Linked DNA regions of Homo sapiens: region 2 is linked to region 1. A link is a contact called in ENCODE Hi-C or POLR2A ChIA-PET data. All regions are on one chromosome and are shown on one strand. Each heading gives the region's core, a stretch centred on a gene start or an enhancer-like site at or near the end of the contact. The rest is flanking DNA. Distances are from core to core; before and after follow the strand shown.

What was found. Hi-C counts contacts between places; a loop is a spot of excess contacts on that map. ChIA-PET counts read pairs that join two places held with the same protein, here RNA polymerase II (POLR2A). Pooled maps may share reads with other maps.
Region 2: a pooled map shows a loop between it and region 1 (3-fold over the local background). The contact joins the enhancer-like site here to the promoter of TEX10 in region 1. A Hi-C loop is called at or near these places in 2 of 50 pooled maps. POLR2A ChIA-PET finds 5 or more read pairs at or near these places in 3 of 52 experiments (GM12878, OCI-LY7 and common myeloid progenitor, CD34-positive).

Annotation. Positions count from the first base shown.
Region 1 is chr9:100,349,320-100,355,036 of GRCh38, forward strand. It overlaps TEX10 (testis expressed 10), which reads right to left and starts at 3,623. Exons shown (of 15, transcript NM_017746.4): 1 at 3,453-3,623; 2 at 1-53. The coding sequence starts at 44. It overlaps LOC105376177 (a long non-coding RNA gene), which reads left to right and starts at 3,731. Exons shown (of 4, transcript NR_188642.1): 1 at 3,731-4,262; 2 at 4,678-4,776. RefSeq lists enhancers at 2,862-2,911, 3,316-3,950 and a silencer at 3,252-3,801.
Region 2 is chr9:100,057,360-100,063,227 of GRCh38, forward strand. It overlaps ERP44 (endoplasmic reticulum protein 44), which reads right to left. Exons shown (of 12, transcript NM_015051.3): 2 at 2,741-2,813; 3 at 461-500. Among named protein-coding and RNA genes, the nearest start is that of ERP44, 39 kb to the right of the region's middle. RefSeq lists enhancers at 1,486-1,545, 1,706-1,805. Within about 2 kb of position 1,477, at least 3 of the 41 ENCODE cell types and tissues checked have a DNase peak (open chromatin) inside an H3K27ac peak, as active enhancers do; they include GM12878 and OCI-LY7, where a contact is called at or near this core.

The sequences.
Region 1 (5,717 bases), core at 2,373-4,872:
TTTACTTTTTGAAAATCATGTTGGCGTTTTCTTTTTTTAGTCATTCTCGACTACTATAATGAAAAGAATTAATTAAAAGCAATGGATAGAGACAAGAATAAATTATGAAAAAAGGCACTTTCCAACACATACTACTGTAACATTTATTTCAATCGTAATCAAGAATCTGATTATGCTGAAAGATCAAAATATTAAAAAATGCTGTTAAGAACTATTAAAAACTCAGTTTAGTGATAAAATACTGTAACAAGGCAACAGTCTTGCCACGGTTTTGCAAAGTTTTTTGGGTCACAGAACCTTTTGTCAAGCTATATGCTAAAGGGAAACCTTCTGAAATGTGTTTTTTTTTTGTTTTCCTTTGTTCGAGTGTAGGAGAGCAGCACAGACTTCCTAGAGATGTAACTTGTATCTGCTGGTGTGCTCCTGGGCTTCGTAAGAGCCTCGGAGGAACTTCTCTAGCAATACCAAACAAAGTTGGAAAACCAATGTTATTCTTTAATGCAGCCTATAACCATTAGAAAAAGATTTATGAACCTAAGCTGAGCATGTGAAAAATGGGTAATATTCAAATACACAGCAAGGAGAATAATAGGCCTTTCAAGAGCAAGGAAAACAAGGTAAAGATCAGGTGTAGGGGATAAACCTAGCACAGCAAAAGTGAATAAACCTCAGACTAAACAGAAAACAGTATTCCCCCTTGGTCCCCAAAAAGGATAAAAAGCAGCATAAAAAGAAATATAATGTAATAGGGGGATAAGGAACAAAGACCAGCTAAGCCACTATTATAATAAATAACTCAGGCATAACACCATGCCATCTTGTACTTCCTCCCCCTCTATACCACATTCCAAACCTTGCACTTACACATGAAATCTTTGATCTGTGTCTCTTACCCATTTCCAGGCCACTACTTTCAAGAAGTCCTTTATTTCTACCATTCAATACCTTCCCCACTGGTACTCCTGCCTACTATCTAGTGTCTCCTCTCTAGTCCACTGGCCCTTTACGAAACAGCTCTCTCTGAACACAGATCTCATGACCAAGACTCAAGAGTTCTCAGCTGTTCTATTCCTCATACATAGTAAAACCTCCTTAGCAGGACATATGAGGTCCTTCCTAATGTGGCCCCATCCATCCTCTCCAGCTTTATCTTCCCACAAGCTAATCTCTATCTAAAACAATAGCCTCTTCTACCTGGAACCAGCTAAATTCTTCTTGAAGCCTTTTCCACACCTGAGAACAATACTGTACACCACTTGAATAGGGTAAGTACCTCTGGAATATATAAAACTTCTGCTAATCTCCTGGTTTATCATAATTATCCTGTGCCTGGCCATAAAAAGTGACAATGCTACACATGAGGGTATAAAAAAATGGGTAAAACGAAAGTTTCCTTTATTACAATATTAATAAAATGGCCAGTGCAATACTGAACAGCTCAAGTTCAAGGAATTCAGAAGCCAATCAGCTATGACAATATATCCAAATTTACTTAATTACAGGGTTATATTAGATCGCCATGAGGTAGGATTTCCCACAGGTTAAGAACCAATTCTACAACCAGATTGATTAGGCTTTTATCCAAACTCTGACGCCTTCCAGCTGTACACTGTCCCAATTTCTATCTACAAAATAGGGATAATCATACACAATTGTAAAACACTCAGAACTGTGCCTGGTACATGGTTAAATACGTATGCTCAAAGCATAAACATGTGCGTGTCCCTCAAGTCTCAGGATCAGGACATACCAAGCCCGGTACTAGATGCATTGTGTACCTCAGTATACAATCTGCACAGAACCATGCAAGGTAGGTGGAACTAAACCCATTTTAACAATGTACCTCAGAAAAGTTTGGAAGTCACGCCTTTATCAAGAAGTTGAAAAGGGATTCATTCACAGAACTGAGCTCTGCAAAACCACCTTTAACATACCAGAATTAACCTGAAGACTGGAAGTCTTCGTGGCAAAACAGTTTGGCTTATTTCATTTGTCCCTATTACCAAATTTTCATCTCACCCACACCTCTAGTTACCTTAGTCTTAAAAAACAAAACAAAACAAAAAAAAAAGCTGGGGGTCGGTGGGTGGGTGGGTGGGAGGGAATAAGGCCTAAAAAGAAGGCCATGATACTCACCTGGCCTCTTTTAATACAAAAATGGTTTTCATTAATTAAGCAAGCACACTTTGTGAGCTTTTCCTACAATTTTATTACTAGCTGGTACTAGACACGAAAGTAAATGGTACAGGACATTCAGAAAAATTAACTCCCTTCCTCCTCCACTCCTGTGGGTTCTATTTAGCCATTAACCACCTGATAGATCTTCAACAGTCTACTGTCAACTTCATGCCATATTATCTATCGCTTTGTATTAGTCACATTAATGCTTTCTCTGTTAGGAAAATTAAGAAGGCTGATTGACCTTCCTTGACTTTTCAAACCTAGTAATATTATTACGGGATACAAAGCATTTTCATGCGAAGAACTCTCAAAGTTCTACTAGTAATTGACTTTAACTTATAACAAAGATTTTCATAACACAGCAAATCAAAAAGTCCCACTAAGCCACTTTTACAGTAGCCGGTTTTTAGCAAAAGGTAGGAACGCCAGTCTCAGAGGAGGAGCTCACATCACTAGTCCTTAGGTTTGCGATCCCCAATAGTTTCAAAGCTGAATGTCACACATTCCTACTGTAGGTCTTTTCTAATTCCAACAAAAGGCAGATCCTAGCGTTTTTAGGATTTCAATCGAACTAAATTCCAACTATAAATAGTTTGCCTGCCACCTTCTTACCCTTCCTCATTTCCACCTTCTTTTCCAAAAAAAATCAGAGAGAACGATCGTACTGCACTCGGCCTTTGATAATTTCCTCCCCAAACCCTTAAACTCATGAGTTCCTCCAAACTCCACTGAGGGGCCAACCAGAGGCGACAGACTTCCCAAAAAGCAAATGGCCCAGGCAGGGGCGACCCCAGAAAACTGGTAGTCCCCTTCCGCTCGCTTAACTCTCCCGCCTGGGCGACCAGAGGACGGAACAGGGGACGCCAGCTCATCCCCACTCCGTATTCGGTCCTGCATCCATCCCAGAGGCGAACACACCATGGGTTTTAGGAAACCATCGTTCCTCCTACTCCAAGGGACGCCGGCCAGGACCAGAGTCGGGGAAGTGGGGCCCGATTCACACACTCCGGGCTAAAACTCTCTCGGACCCGAAACCAGGCGAACCCGCCCAGTCACCTGAAGCTCCGCAAACGCCCTAGGGGGTCCCGCCCCCGCAGTGCCGGCCGCACACCCAGGCCCAGCTCGGAGGGACGCCGCGGCCCAGACCCGGGGGACGCAAATCGTGCACGGCCGACCCTGCCCGCTTGGGCCGCGGATCGGGGGGCGACGGCCCCACCACGCTCAGTCCCGCGCCCCGGGAGGACCCGGCCCGACGGGCGACGGCCGCTTACCTGAGGACCCGGCCGCGGCCGGGGCGAGAAGCCCGAGAAGACAAGCGAGGGAGCAGAAGCCCACGGGGCAACAGCGTGCGCCGCCGACCTCAGGCTCTAGCTCCCGGAGCGTGTTTTCAAATAGCCTCGTCCTCACGCGGCCGCGTCTCCTTCCGCCGCCCGGAAATCAGGGCCCCTCCCCCTCCCTGCTGTGCTCACGTGATCGCAGCCCGCAGCCGCGCGCAACCGGGGAGGCGGGAGCGGGAGCGGTAGGCCCCGCCCACAGAGGAGGGTACCCCGCCGGAAGCCCCCTGCTCTGTGGGAACCGGAGGGAGGACAGCGCGAGGTCCCCGGACAAAGCGTGGCGCATAAGTCCGGCCCGTAACTTGGTGGGCAGGCAACTTAGGGGATGTGGGCCTGGTTATAGCTGAGCATGCTTTTCTATTCCTCCCAGACCACAGTTCTTCAGACCTGGAGCCACTTTCAGAGAAGAGTATAAGTTGCACTGAATTGAAAAAGGGAAAAGTTTAGGACTGCAGAAGATGGAATTCCTGGGGACGTTAAACTGGGCTAAGATGGAGCAGATAAGATTTCCTTAATTAGAGCAAGACACACCTAGTATCTAGAGCCTGGAAGTCTTGGTCAAGGATTCTCCCTAACATCTCAGTTTCTCAGCACTAACATTCCTGCTACTAAAATGAAGTGAGAAATTAATTTCTGAAGTTAAGTAAAGAAATAAACTAAAATTCCTAGAAAAGAGGTAAGAAGAATGAGCCTTTGAAAAATGTCTTCACAAAGACTGGCATGATGGCATGGAAGAAAGAGCCCCAGGTAAGGACTTCAGACCTTGATTCAAATTTGTGTCTACACCTCACCAGATAATTAAGACTTAGTAAAGCTAGCGAAGATATTGACCCTCATTATATTGGGTGGGAATTCAAAGGAATGATGTCTAAATCCAGGGAGACCCAAGCACTGGAACTAAAACCATGCCTGTTCCATAATCGGAGATAAAGAGGCAGCGCTAGAAACCCTGACCTCCCTTTGCTGGCAATATGGCCACATCACCACAATCTGCCTGGAATCGACCATAACCATAAATATTTGGGAGTCATTGGCATTATGTGGCATTATATTCTGTTTAAAGCTATGAGACTAGATCAGAAGAGGAAAGATTTATTGCCAACCAGACAAGTCCCTGGAACTCCAAACTTGTATCCAACAGTTTTTTCAATGTTTCCTTCAGATATCCAGTATACATCTCAAGGTCAACTTGTCCAAAACAGAGCTACTGATGATTTTCCCCTTGAAATCTACTCTTCCTACAGCTTATTCATCTCAAATAGTAAGTCTGTCCTTGCAGTTACTCAAGCAGAAACCTTTGGGTTTTTGGTTTGGCCTCTTTGTTCCACACCTCACATCTAATCCATCTGGAGATTGACTCTACCTTTAAAGACATCCTAACTTTCACCAGTTAACACACCTCCCCTGCTACCATTCTGGTCCAAGCCGCTTCTTGATCACTGCAAAAAGCCTGCAAACACATCTTCCTGCTTCCCTTATTGTCCTTCTTCCCCCTACAGTCTGGTATCAGCAGAGCAGCTGTGTGATTATTTTAAGATCTAGGTTAGATCAGATCACTCTTTGGCTCAAAACCCTTTAATGGCTCCCTATTTCACTTCGAGTAAAACCCAGAGTCCTTTCTAGGGCCTTCCCTTAGGCTGTTCTTGCATGGCTATAAAGAAATACCTGAGACTGGGTAATTTACAAAGAAAAGAGGTTTAATTGGCTCATGATTCTGCTGGCTTTACAGGAAGCATTATGTTGGCATCTGCTTGCTTTTGGTGAAGTCTCAGGGAGCTTTCAATCATAGAAGGTGAAGGGGGAACAGGCATGTCACATGTTGAAAGCAGGAGCAAGAGAGAGAGCAAAAGAAAAGAGACAGAGAGAGAGAGAGGTGCCACACATTTTTAAACAGCCAAATCTGATGAGAACTCACTATCACTAAACAAGCACCAAGCCATGAGGGATCCACCCCCATGACCCAAGCATGTCCCACCAGGCCCCACCTCCAGCATTGAGGATTACAACACAACATGAGATTTGAGCAGGGACAAATATCCAAACCATATCAGTTCTCAAGCTCTTCCATATTCTGACACAGTCTCTTACCATCTGAGCACTCCTCCTTCCACTCTCCCCTTTTTTACTCTGCTCCAGTCACACTTGCTTCTTTGCCTTCCTCAAACACCAGTGACACACTCCTGCTTTTGGACCTTTTCTTTA
Region 2 (5,868 bases), core at 227-2,726, 290 kb before region 1:
ACAAAACATTTAGTAAGAAAAAGAAAGTGGTACATAGGGTACTGTATAAACACAAAAGACAGAGGCAGCAGATTCTATAAATTTAAAAATGTCAACATTATTTTTCCTTCTAAACTTGACATACCCAAATCATGACTTATAAACACTACCCTTCTTCCACAGTCAGGACAAATACGGAATTGCAATATGTGTTCCCTTTGAGTCGGGGGTGGAGAGAGTCATATTTGAGTTATATGTTACTTGTTTTAAGATATAAGATAACAGAATCAGCTCTATTTCTTTCTTAAAACAGAAATCCTTACCAAATTAAACTACTTCCCTTGTGGATGAAACTTAATTGACTTTATGTATGGAATACTGTCTTGAAATAGAAAAAGCCTTCCCTTCCCCTTTCTAGCAAAGAAAAATTAACCTTTAGCAAGTAAAAACAAAACCAAACCCAAACAATAAGATTACTTACCAGTCAGCATAAAAATTTACTAAAGCAACATCAGCATTGTCTGAAATTGAAAGACAAAACCAAATAAGATATTTGTAATAATTTTGACATAATTAAACATACAGTTTCATTATGATCTTTGTCCAATATAAGGGTCCACTTAAAAAAACACAGTAACTATTATCTCTCACTCAGAAACCTAGAGTCATGGACAGCTTATATAATTTATGGGAAACTTTGTCTCTTTTCTCTGTATGCTTTATCTTTATAAGTTCACTGTATCTTTTATTTTATGGAGACTGGGTCTCACTCTATTGCCCAGGCTAGAGTGCAGTGGCATGATCAAAACCCAGTGCAGCCTCAAACTCCTGGGTTGACGTGATCCTCCCACTTCACCCTCCCAAGTAGCTAGGACTACAGGCAAACACCACCACACCTGGCTAATTTTTGTATTTTTTTGTAGAGACAGGATCTGGTTATATTGCCCAGGCTGGTCTCGAACTCCTGGCCTCAAGCAACCTCCCACCTTAACCTTCCAAAGTGCTGGGATTACAGGCATGAGCCATCACACCGGGCTTCCTTCGTTGCATCTTAAATGAATTTAAAGCAAATGTGAAATAAAGTCCAGATAAGGCAAGTAAGCTACGATCATAAAAAGTAAAGTGGAATGATCTGTATTTTATTTTTTGATCTTCCATATTCATGAATAACTGAGAATTAGTTCTGCAAATAAAATCCCACATCACAGAAAAGACCTGTATAACTAAGTTATTTTTAAACCTCACATATACCACCTAGTTGCAACAAGTAATCTACAACTAATAGTGTTGCACAAGACGCCAGTTTTTTAATTCCTATCCATTTAAGTTATTCCCCCCTACAAAAATAACAGCATCATTTGCACATCAAGATGTAAAGACATGAGAAAGATGTAGTGCTTTTTGCCTATCCCTAATTCAGAGAAACGTAAAGTCCTCAAGCACTCATGAAAATAAAACACAAAGATATTCTAGAATTGGAAAGATGACAGAAGTGAGAATGACATGTGAGTTTCAATTCCTTTCTTCCCTTTTTACCTTCAAGTTACTTTTTATATACTTGCTTATTCGCTCTAAAGCAGTGGTTCACAAACTGTGGTTCCTGGACCAGAAACACCAACATCACCTGGGAACTCACAGAAATGTAAATCCTTAAGAAATGCAAATCTTTAGGTAGGGGTCTAGCAGTTTCCTAGCAGTATAGATATTAATAAGTGTTCCAGGTGGTTCTGATACATGCTAAAGTTCATGGAACCACTCCTCTAAAGAGACTCCATAAGACAGGAATAGACTTTTAGCATTTAAAGGTCCAGGAACATAATATATTACACTCAATGAATGTTGTAACTCCTTTTGCCTCTATTATATGTGTCAGATGGAGGATTAAAAAAAGAAATCATTTATGCACACTGTACATTTTCTTAAAGCTCCTAAGTTACGATTTTCTATCAACCACATCTTCACCTTTCCTTTACTATTTTTAAAAAACAAGAAATGGTTTCTCTCAAGTTAATTATATCCACAACCACATTGTCAGCAAACAAACCATTCAGTAAAAAACTTATTAGGCCAAGTGTGGTGGTTCATGCCTGTAAACCCAGCACTTTGGGAGGCCAAGATGAGAGGACTGCTTGAGGTCAGGAATTCAAGACCAGCCTGGGCAACATAGCAAGACCATGTCTCTACAAGAAAAATTTAAAATTAGCTACGTGCAGTGGAGCCCACCTGTAGTCCTAGCTAACTTGGAAGGTTGAGGAAAGAGGATTGCTTGAGCCCAGGAGGTGGTCAAGGCTGAAGTGAGCTATAATATTATCATGCCACTGCACTCCAGTCTGGGTGACAAAGCAAGACCCTTTCTCTAAAATAAAAAATAAAAAAAGTACTGAGCTTAACTGGACCAATAACAATAAAAGAGATCAGAATAGGTGATCTAATTAAAGGGAAAAAAGAAAAAAAAGTCTAGGCTGTGTCCTAAGGTCATTAACATTTAGTTCTGCACAGTGAGAACTATTGGTCTCTAAGTAGGCTTATCAAAACATTTCGTGAATTGTTAAGAATGGTATCTATATCAAGTTAAATAAATAAAAAACACTAAAAGTAACCAAAAGTGCTTTGATAATTCAGAAAGTCATGGAATTAATCAGAATGCCAGCTCTTCATCTGTGCTAGCTAACTGAGATTTTATTGGGTTTTTTTTTTGTATATATAAACTAACTCTCTATAGAGAAGAAAGAGTACACTTTAAAAATATTGAGGTACTTACTTAAAATTTCATCTATATTCTCTGTATCAAGACTTGTTATTTCAGTTGTTACAGGAGTAAAAACCCAAGTTACCTGAAAATTTAAAAAATGAGAAATTAATAAATGTGTCCACAAAAGACAAATACGTAAAAGCGAAGTCTAAAAATAAATGTGTGATTCCACTTGTTCCTTAGAAAATTATACATCAATTGAATTGAATCTTTATTATCTAGTCTAATCTTTTACTAGATAAATGAAATAGGAGAAATATTAGCTTCTCAAACCTAGAAATTGGTCAAATAAAACTTTCTATACTTGCAAATATACAAAATAGCTTCTAAGGAATTAGGAAAACTGGGAATATACATATCTTTTCAAATTAACACTTTCAAGAACTTTATAGCACCACAAGAAAAAATTTGTGAGATTATCAGTGTTTAAAGTATAAACATAAAAACCAAAGCTAAGTCTGCTGATTCTATCCTGCCATGTTTCTAAGACAGAAGAAAATAATGAAGAATGCAAGAAAGACTTTTGCAAGTTGTAAACCAAAAGCCCTTCCGGTATAATTTTCACTTATTGGTGACAACAATGTGTTACATGAGAGGCTATTAAAAAGAAAATAAGAATGTTTTTGCACTTTAATGAACCTGAAATCCAAAGTTCAAGTTTATCAAAGAAAATCTTAGCCTCCCATCTACAAAACAAAGAAAATATAAAATTTTAAACTAAACTAGCAAATGTTTACTTATTTTAAAAAGTAAAATTTAGTGTATTTTATTTTTAGTTTCCAACTTCAATGACTTGGTGTTTGCTGCCTGAAGAGATTTTTGTTTGAAATAGAGTTTGTGTATGGAAATTCACTTACTAAATCATTGCTTTTTACTGAATGACAACTAATGTCAGGCTCTGATCAAAGTGCTGAAGACTATTCCTTTGCCCACCCATTTCCTGAATACTTCAGCACTTATGACAGACTCAAAACTTTTATAATTCACCAACAATTCAATCTAAATGCTATAAAGAGATACAATGATGCTAGTATATACATAAGCCCAACTAATTTTTAAAAATATTTCTGGGCTGGGCATGGTGGCTCATGCCTGTAATCCCAGCACTTTGAGAGGCCAAGGCGGGCAGATCACAACGAGGTCAAAAGATCGAGACCATCCTGGCCAACATGGTGAAACCCTGTCTCTACTAAAAATACAAAAATTAGCCGGGCATGGTGGCAGGTGCCCGTAGTCCCAGCTGCTCGGGAGGCTGAGGCAGGAGAATCACTTGAACCCAGGAGGTGGAGGTTGCAGTGAGCTGAGATTGCACCACTGCACTCCAGCCTGGGCAACAGAGCAAGACTCCGTCTCAAAATATATAAATAAATATATATATAAATATTTATAAAATATGTATAAATATATATTTATAGAAATGTATATATTTATAGAAACGTATATATTTATAGAAACGTATATATTTATAGAAACGTATATATTTATAGAAACGTATATATTTATAGAAATATATATATTTATAGAAATATATATAAATATATATATTTATTCTGTTCTTAGGAAAGGCCTAAGGATAACACTGTCTTATTTTTAAATTACCATTAACGGTGTAGCCAATAACTATCATGTCTGTTAGCAACCAATAAATTATACTCTCCTAAAAGTAGGCTAAATAATTGCAAATCTCCAAATATTTGACTTATAAAACTAATTTCATTATTTTCAGTGCCTCAAACATTAACTAGAAAGATCAGACTTCCCTCACTAGTCATTAGTTACTATTGATGGGGTTTAGAACACATTACTCCAAAATATGGCACATTGGCATTTGAGGAAATAGCAGAAGCAAAAAGGTCTCCCTGACCTTCTCCTGCCCTTCTTCCCTAAAACAGGTCATAAAATAATTCTCTGACATTACTCTAAAGTAGGTCTTAAGACCCCGCTAAGAGACGTATCCTCTAGACCCTGAGAAAAGGAATATCCCAATCTCTGCGGACACAGAGATACCAAGAAGAATCTAAACTAACAGTTTCCCCAGTTTATTACTATTAGATCATACCCCCTTTGTCCAGTCGTATGTCTGTACATCAACCTATGAATAAAAATAAAGTTTTTCCCACTTCTTTGGGTTGTAATTTCTGAAGGCTCCCATGTCATGTAAAACTTATATTAAATAAATTTGTATGCTTTTCTCTTGTTAATCTACCTTTTATTATAGGAGTCTCAGATATGAACCTAGAGATGGGTAAGAAATCTTTTCTACTCTACATTATCAATGTCTTAATAACAGATCCTGGCTTCATAAGTATCTGACCAGTTCTAGATAACTGTGGAACCCAATAATATTGGTAATAGCAAGATTTTACACCTGTGTGCTAAAGAAAAACTTAAGAAGGCAGAAAAATATTATCATAGAACAATGAAGTTGGCATTATTGAAGTCAAGTCATTAAATAATTCAATAATATTTACAGTGTCTACTAGGTACTGAGGGCACAAATGCATACGGCATGGTGTGCGCTACCTCAAATCTGGGTAAGTGGTATAGCCATCACTCAAACATCTATCATTTCTTTGTGTTGGGAACACTCCAAATCCACTCTTTTGGTTATTCTGAAATATTTTTGAAGAGTTAATTATCATCTATCAAAATATGTAGAGAGAATATATGTTTAAAATCTAAAGTTAATAGCTTTTTACTAGCTGGACACAGTGACTCATGCCTATAATCCCAGCACTTTGGGAGGCCAAGGCAGGAGGACCCCTTGAGGCCAGAAGTTTAAGACCTGCCTAGGCAACATAGCAAGACCCTGTCTCTACAAAAAACTTAAAAAATTAGCCAGGCATGGTGGCACATGCCTGTAGTCCTAGCTACTGGGGAGGCTGAGGCCACTGGATCACTTGAACCCAGAAGTTCGAGTTTGCAGTGAGCTATGATTGTGCCACTGCACTCCAGCCTGGATGACAGAACAGGACCCTGTCTCACAAAAAAAAAAAAAAAAAAGAGAGAGAGAGAGGGAAATTGATTTTACCTTGAAATACTTACATGGCAAAAATATTTACATGCTAAGTAATGGCAAAAATGAGGCAATGATCAATTTGGCTGTATTAAATAGATAACTATTACTTTAAAAATAC